Regions from separate parts of the Homo sapiens genome. Here region 1 is linked to region 2. A link is a contact called in ENCODE Hi-C or POLR2A ChIA-PET data. All regions are on one chromosome and are shown on one strand. The core of a region is the stretch at or near the end of the contact, and the rest is flanking DNA. Distances in the headings are between cores, read along the strand shown. Region 1 has its middle 15 kb from the start of NATD1. Region 2 overlaps SPECC1 (sperm antigen with calponin homology and coiled-coil domains 1).

The links. A loop is a pair of places that touch in the nucleus more often than their neighbours do. ChIA-PET counts read pairs that join two places held with the same protein, here RNA polymerase II (POLR2A).
Region 1: a loop to region 2 is called in a map of posterior vena cava, with 19 times the contacts of the local background. The contact joins two enhancer-like sites. A Hi-C loop is called at or near these places in 1 of 168 maps with a recorded cell type or tissue (posterior vena cava). POLR2A ChIA-PET finds 5 or more read pairs at or near these places in 1 of 52 experiments (B cell).

What each region holds. Positions count from the first base shown.
Region 1 is chr17:21,266,632-21,270,485 of GRCh38, reverse strand. No RefSeq gene overlaps it. Among named protein-coding and RNA genes, the nearest start is that of NATD1, 15 kb to the right of the region's middle. RefSeq lists an enhancer at 1,898-1,947. Within about 2 kb of position 2,154, at least 5 of the 41 ENCODE cell types and tissues checked have a DNase peak (open chromatin) inside an H3K27ac peak, as active enhancers do.
Region 2 is chr17:20,205,041-20,208,750 of GRCh38, reverse strand. SPECC1 (sperm antigen with calponin homology and coiled-coil domains 1) reads right to left here. Exons shown (of 15, transcript NM_001243439.2): 4 at 2,839-3,710. Among named protein-coding and RNA genes, the nearest start is that of SPECC1, 200 kb to the right of the region's middle. Within about 2 kb of position 1,975, at least 3 of the 41 ENCODE cell types and tissues checked have a DNase peak (open chromatin) inside an H3K27ac peak, as active enhancers do.

The DNA of each region.
Region 1 (3,854 bases), core at 905-3,404, 1.1 Mb before region 2:
CATGTGGTCCCAGCTGTTCGGGAGGCTGAGGCAGGAGGATCACTTGAGCCTGGGATTTCAAGGCTGCAGTGAGCCATAATCATGCCACTACCCTCCAGCCTGAGTGACAGAGCAAGACCCTCTCTCAAAAATAAATAAACAAAGAATTTAAAAAAATTTAAAAAAAGATAATTCCAGGCCGGGCACGGTGGCTCACGCCTGTAATCCCAGCACTTTGGGTGGATCACGAGATCAGGAGTTCGAGACCAGCCTGACCAACATGGTGAAACCCCGTCTCTACTAAAAACGCAAAAATTAGCCGGGCGTGGGGGTGCGCACCTGTAATCCCAGCTACTCAGCAGGCTGAGGCAGGAGAATCGCTTGAACCCAGGAGGCAGAGGTTGCAGTGAGCCGAGATCGCGCCATTGCACTCCAGCCTGGGTGACAGAGTGAGACTCTGTCTCAAAAAAAAAAAGATAATTGCAAGTATTGGTGAGGATGTGCAGAAACTGGAACTCTCATACATTGCTGTGGGAATGTGAAATGGTAGGATCACTTTGGAAAACAGTTTGGCAGTTTCTTATAAAGTTAAATACACCTACTTAGGACTCAGCTATTTCACTTCCAAGAGAAATAACTGTGTTTACACACACACACAAACCTGAACACAAAGGTTAGTAACAGCTTTTTCCATAATAGATAAAACCTAGCAAGAACTCAGCTGTCTATGAACTTGGAAAGGGATAAACAAAACATGGTATATATCCATCAATGCAATACTACTCGGTGACAGGAAAGGAATGCACTCCCAAAACATGCCACAGTGCAGATGGAGCTCAGATGCATTCCGCCGGAAAAAAAAAGCCAGATTCAAAAGGCTACCTACAATACGATTCCATTCACAGGACGTTCTGGAAAAAGCAAAACCACAGTGGCACAGAGCCATCAGTAGTGGCAAGGGACTGGGGTGGGGAGGGGATCAACTGCAAAGGGGCCCGAAGGAAACTTGGGAGTGAAGGAAATGTTGTGTATGATGATTGTAGTGGTGGTTACACAACCGTATACATGTGTCAAACATCATCAAACCATGCGCTTAAATGGCTGCATTTTATTGTATGTAATTATCCTTCATTAAAGCTGAGGGAGGAGCAGAGAAGTCCTTTCAATGAAGGGAAAAAACGGTGAGCATTTGGGGCCATTACTGCCATGTTACACACAAGAAAACTAAGGCTCAGGGGGTGACATGATGGGCCCAAGGTCAAGGAGAGAGAGAGTCTGTGGTGAGACCGGGATTTGCCTGCACTCTCGCCCTCAGGACTCTGCCCTGCATTTGCTGTATGATTACAGGCTGGTCTCAGTTTCCCATTCTTTAAAATGGGTAGGGGGATGAGCAAAACCCAGGCCCTCTCAGGCGATGGAGCAAGAAAACCCACACCCACATAATGGTGGCACTCAGAGGGACTGCGGGAGCCACTGGGTGGTGACTGACCCAACCTGGGCTGAGGATGGGGGAAAGCTCCTCAGAGTGACGATATTTAACCTGGGCTTCAGAAGATGAATAGGAGTTTGCCAATTGGAGTGTAGGAAAAAGGACATTCCAGACAAGGGGTGAGAATGTCCCATATATCTCCCCAGTCGCTCTGCCTCTTGCTGCCTGAAATTCCACTAGTTTATGCCATCCCTCAGGGCCAAAGCCTGGCTAGTGGCAAACCCTGACAGGAAGAGACACGCAGAAACCTATACAGAGGCTGGAGGGAAATAGCAGCAAGGCAGGGCGGGGGCCATGGCAATTGCTGGAGATTCTGAGATTCCAGGGACTGCAGGGACAGAGGAATATGTGACAGAATTGATCGTGTGCAGGGCAGCAGGGCAGGAGCCTTCTCATGGGTCACCTCATTAACTCCTCACCCCTGGAGCAGCACAGAGAGGTCAGATGAATCACCCAAGGTCACACAGCAAAACTGGGGGCCAGGCCGGGCCTGCTGATCCAAAGCCATTGCCCTTGATCTAGGGATCGGAGGAAGGTGGGGGCCTAGGGACCAGTTTCCCACCCCAACTCAATGTGTGACTCAGGCAAGTAACTTCTGCTCTCAGGCCCTCAGCTTCCACCTCTGTGAAATGGGCTGTAACAGAACCACCCTCACAGAGCTCTGGCAGGAAGAGAAAAGACAAAGGGACAGGAAGTGTCACCTCAGCCTCTCCTGCCCAAACAGCTGCTTGCATGCGGTGTGAGGAAAACAGAATTAGGGAGGGAAGTCCGCTCTGAGAAGAGACCCTCCCTCCACCTCTGGGCCTCAGTTTTCCCATCTTGCATTGAGGGAGGATTGGGCTGAATGACATGTCACAAACCAGGGGCCATTTCTAGCACCCATATGTTTTGTTTCACCCCTGTGGTCACTTTTTCCCCCCTTTCCTCTGAATTTTTATTATGTAAAATTTAAGCACACAGGAAGTCAAAAGCAGAATCCACAGCTGCCATCTGGTGCGACCTGCCCGGTGCTGACAGCTCTGCCCACGTGCACACTCCCCTCTCTACACATAGCTATGTGCTGTTTTCGGAATCTTTTTTTTTCTTTTTTTTTTTGAGATGGGGTCTCGCTCTGTCGCCCAGGCTGGAGTGCAGTGGCATGATCTCGGCTCACTGCAAGCGCCGCCTCCCAAGTTCACGCTATTCTCCTGCCTCAGTCTCCCCAGTAGCTGGGACTACAGGCGTCCGCCACCATGCCCAGCTAATTTTTTGTATTTTTAGTAGAGACGGGATTTCACTGTGTTAGCCAGGATGGTCTCAATCTCCTGACCTCGTGATCGGCCCGCCTCAGCCTCCCAAAGTGCTGGGATTACAGGTGTGAGGTACCACACCTGGCCCTGAATCATTTGAAAGTAAGTTACTGGCCAGAAGCAGTGGTTCACGTATGTAATCCCAATGCTTTAGGAGGCCAAGGCAGGAGGATCACTTGAGGCCAGAAGTTCGAAACCAGCCTGGGCAACATAGCAAGGCCTCCTCTGACTCCTCGATCTTTATCTAAAAATCATTTAAACAAAAAAAAGAAAGTAAGTTTTTGACTTTGTGACCTTTTGCCCCTAGTCCATCAGCATGCACTCCCTGAGAAGGCGGCCGTTCTACAAGACCATGATACGCTTACCTCACTGCAAAAAACACTGTAATTCCACAGATATCTAACACACAGTCCACATTCAAGTTACCCAGTTGTCCCCAAAATGTCTTTTATGGCTGGACTTTTTGTTTCAAACTAAGAGCTAGCCAAGATTCAGATGTTACATTTAGTTTTATCTCTTTCAGAGTGAGCAATTTGCTCTTTTTTTTTTTTTTTTCCCTTCAGAGAGAGTCTTGCTCTGTCGCCCAGACTGGAGCGCAGTGGAGCGATCTTGGCTCACTGCAACCTTCCCCTCCCGGGTTCAAGTGATTCTCCTGCCTCAGCCTCCCAAGTAGCAGGGACTACAGGCGCCTGCCACCATGCCCAACTAATTTTTGCATTTTTAGTAGAGATGAAGTTTCACCATATTGGCCAAGCCGGTCTCGAACTCCTGACCTTGTGATCCACCCGCCTCAGCCTCCCAAAGTGCTGGGATTACAGGCATAAGCCACCGCACCCAGCCTGAGCAATTTTCTTATTTTGAAAAAATTAACACCTCCAAACAAACAGCCAGAATCGTGGGTGAATCTGTACATGGCCTTTGCCTGGACCTAGCAAGGGTTTCCCATTTGCCAGAGTACCCCTCTCCCTCCCTGTCTCTCTGCCTCTCTCTCTCTCTCACTCTCCCGACCATCTAAGTTAGCAGCAGACACACCTACCTGTGTTTTAAAATCAGTTGGCATTTATTTATTTGTTTGTTTACTTATTATTTATTTATTT
Region 2 (3,710 bases), core at 726-3,225:
AATGCCTACAAAAAACATACATCATAATTAAATGTTAAATGCTTCCCTTGGAATTAGATACGAGACCAGGATCCATCCACCGTCACGCTTCTATTCGACATTGCACAATGTAAAGGGGCCTGCCCAAGGTCACATCATTGCTCACTGGGTAAGTCAAGAGGACCCAGTCCAGCATGTTAGACCCTTCATCATAGTTTTGTGCTAAAACTTCTCCTGTTATCCTTTGGACATGAGTCTCTTAAGTATTATCATTTAAATTCATGGTTGTTGGCAGATTACTTGATAGTCTGTGGTAGAGATACAATCAGTATTAGTCCATTTAGGAGGTCTATGTTTTGCTTTTTCTACAGTAATGTAAAAGGGTAGGAAGATTAGTATGTTACAAGTCCACTGCAATTACAAATCAGTCTCTGTGCACATAAGACAGCACAAAATCACAAACCTAGGGTCTTGATAGATATACAAGAAACCCTATGTGATAGCATGCCCCCATCTTTACCTCAAACTCTCACCTAAAAATACTAGCTAGGACCTTTCCCTTCTTACTATCAGTATTTGATACTTCTAGTTAGCATGCAGTAAGATGTAGGATACATGAATAATAACAGTTTGATTTTAAACATATATGTTGTGCCTTGCACTCTACAGAAAATGCACACTTTCCTTTAAATTACATTTAGTTTATTCCAGAAGATTCCAGATTTTATTGCCTCTATTTACCAAAGCTATAACTTTAAATGCTTTCATTATCAACCAAGGATAAAAAAAAGTTAAATGAACAAAGAATTTTAGTCAAGAAACCAAAATGTACAAAAAATAAGACAAAAAAATTAATAAAGATAAAAGTAGAAACAAGTTAATCAGAAACAGATTAATAGTGGAATAGATAAACTAATCCAACTGATTCTTTGTAATGGAATGTGGACAGACATACTCTACTCTTCTGGATAGGAAGACAAAATATCATAATCATATCAATGCAAGTTTTTATGCATGCTCAAACATGTATAAACTGAGAAAAGGCCTGAAAGGACATACAGCAAAAGGTTAGCAGTTTTTCTCCAAGTGGTGAAATTAAAGGTAATACTTTTCTTTTTTATACTTTTCTGTACTTTTTAAATCGTCTGTAATAAAAATATTTTATGATCAGAAAAAAATAAGCTATTTTTAAGATGTCAAATTATTTCTCACTGATATGCACATTTAATGTAATGCCAAACTACCAAAAACACAGAGGGACTGATAAAGAACTTCAAGAAGGTGCACATGGGAGATAAAACATTTTGCCAGAGAGTAGTGAGTAATCTTAAAGTAAAAAAAGAATAATCTTACTCCACAAGATATTAAAACCCAATGCCAAGCCTGACTAGTAACCTCTAATGGAATTACTTCCGTACTTTCAATAAAATACCTACAAATTTAGAATACAGACAAAGAGAGAAACTCCTTAACATGACCCACCACTAAGCTCATCAGATGGCCAAATTGCAGAATCAGGCTGCAACAGACTCATCTTAAGACAGACGAAGCAGTGGAGAAAAATCTCCCTGAGAGCTCATGGCATAATTTGCTCCTTGAAACAATGACAACCCCTAAACTAAGGTAGGAAGATGTTTTGAATCTCTCTTGCCAGTAGATCCCTAAATCAGACCCAGAACTTGGAGGGAACAAGAAATAGGAGGCCATCTCTCTGCACCTCTCCAGCACTGCTCTGGGAGGTGGGCAGAATATCATAAAATCACCACAATTCTTGCATCAAAAACAAAATTACAGGCTGATTAAAGTGTTGAGAAAAGTTATTTGCTCTTGGGCTATGGAAGATCTTCCCAAGCAAAAAAGGTTAAAAAAATGAAATGATTAACAGATTTAAATGATATAACAATGTAATACCAAGTGCTGGCAAAGGCTCAGGAAAGCTCATGATCTCATGACCGCTAGGATGAATAAACTGGCATAATATTTCTGAAGGGCAATCTGGCTGAATGTGTTGAAAGTCTTTAAAATGTTTATACTCTTTGACTCGGTAAGTCATCGTCTAGGAATTTTTCCTAAATAAACAGTAAGATAGATATAAAAAAGTATTTATAATATTGAAAGACTGGAAAGACCACAAATGTTTGACAATACATGTATGTTCAACAACAGGGTAAATATGAAATATTTATATTAAAATAGTATCTGGCCTTTAAAATAATGTTTAAATGAATATTTAATGATAGGAATATGCTGAGAAAAGTTTTAATATTTCTAAAATGTCAAATGCAAAAAAAGTTAATAACATGTACAGGATGATTATAAATTTGTGTAACTTGTATGATACACATACACACACATATATCTGGAAGAAAACACCAAAATAGTGGTAATATTTTAGTTGAAAATTGGGAGTGATTTCATTTTCTGTTACTGGCAGCTAAAAGCATGCTGACAGACTGGCAAACTCCCACTCAATCTTCAGAACTCAGCTCAGTTGCTATTTCTTCCAGGAAGTCCTTCTGTGCTACGCCCAACCCCCACGTTACACCAGATGCCCCTCCTTTGCACTAGACTAGAGCCTGGGCATAGGCTGTATGATATTCTTTTATCACTGCATCATACTCTGATTTGACTCTACATCCCCACATTTTGAACCGCCCATAATCAGAAATTTGGGTGTTTCCTTTTTGTATCCCCCAATCCCAACCTGTGTGCAATCTAACAGGCCTTCAAGCTGGAATGCTGGCTTCGTGAATGAAACAGACTAAGCAAATGCTTCTCTGTGCTCTGTGAATTTAGAGGTTAAGGGCAGAAATGTGAACAAGGATGAGCAAATACCAGTAAAGAGCTGTCTCTTCTCACCTTGGCCAGCAGACTGGAAACATGTTTAATTTCACCGTTTGCCTTTAGTAATTCTTGTCTGAGCTCATTGCAAGACAGTTCCAGTAGATCTTTCTCTGCTCGGGCTACTTTCAACATTTCTTGAACTTCGCAGCTCTCTGCCGTCTGCTCCACAGCACTGGCCTCTGTGGCTTTCTGCTTCTCACCCTGCAAATGAGACTTCAAAGATCCATTCTCCATTTTTAGCCCTTCCAAGGTAACTCTACACTCTTCCAAAGTTTTGGCCATCATGTTATTATTATGCCGTTCCAGTTCTAGAAACTCATTCAGTTTTTCATTTTCTTCCTTCAGACGTTTAATCATTTCTAAAGCTCCTTGGTTTTCTTCCTCAACCTTCCGCAAGCTACAGGTCAACTGCTGCTGAATGTTGAGTAGCTTCTCTCTTTCAAAGCGGCCCTGTTCAAGAATACCTGTGCACTTCTGCTCCAGTTCAATAATTTTTCCTTCCTGAGTGGTGGGCTCTTCATTCTTTACTCGCTCTTGTAAAAGATTCATCAGCTTCTCATTTTCTTGACTTAGCTGCTCTGCCCTCTCTCGATGCTGATGAAAGGATGTCTCTAAAATCGTCTTTTCATCCACCAGCTTCTCATTTTCAGCTGTCAATTCCTGTACCATTTGTTGCTGGTCTGATAATTCTTGTAGAGTAGCCTGTAGTTCTTCTGCAGTGCTATGGTGGTTTTCTTCCATCTTTTGTATCTTCTCTGTGAGGGAAGCCAGGGACAATTCACTTACGCTGTTTGGGGAACTCCCAGCAGTAGAACACTTTGAACTCTTAAAGGGGTTACTGGTGGAGGACAGGGGCCTTGAGGGTGTCTCTGCTGTAATGTGCTCAA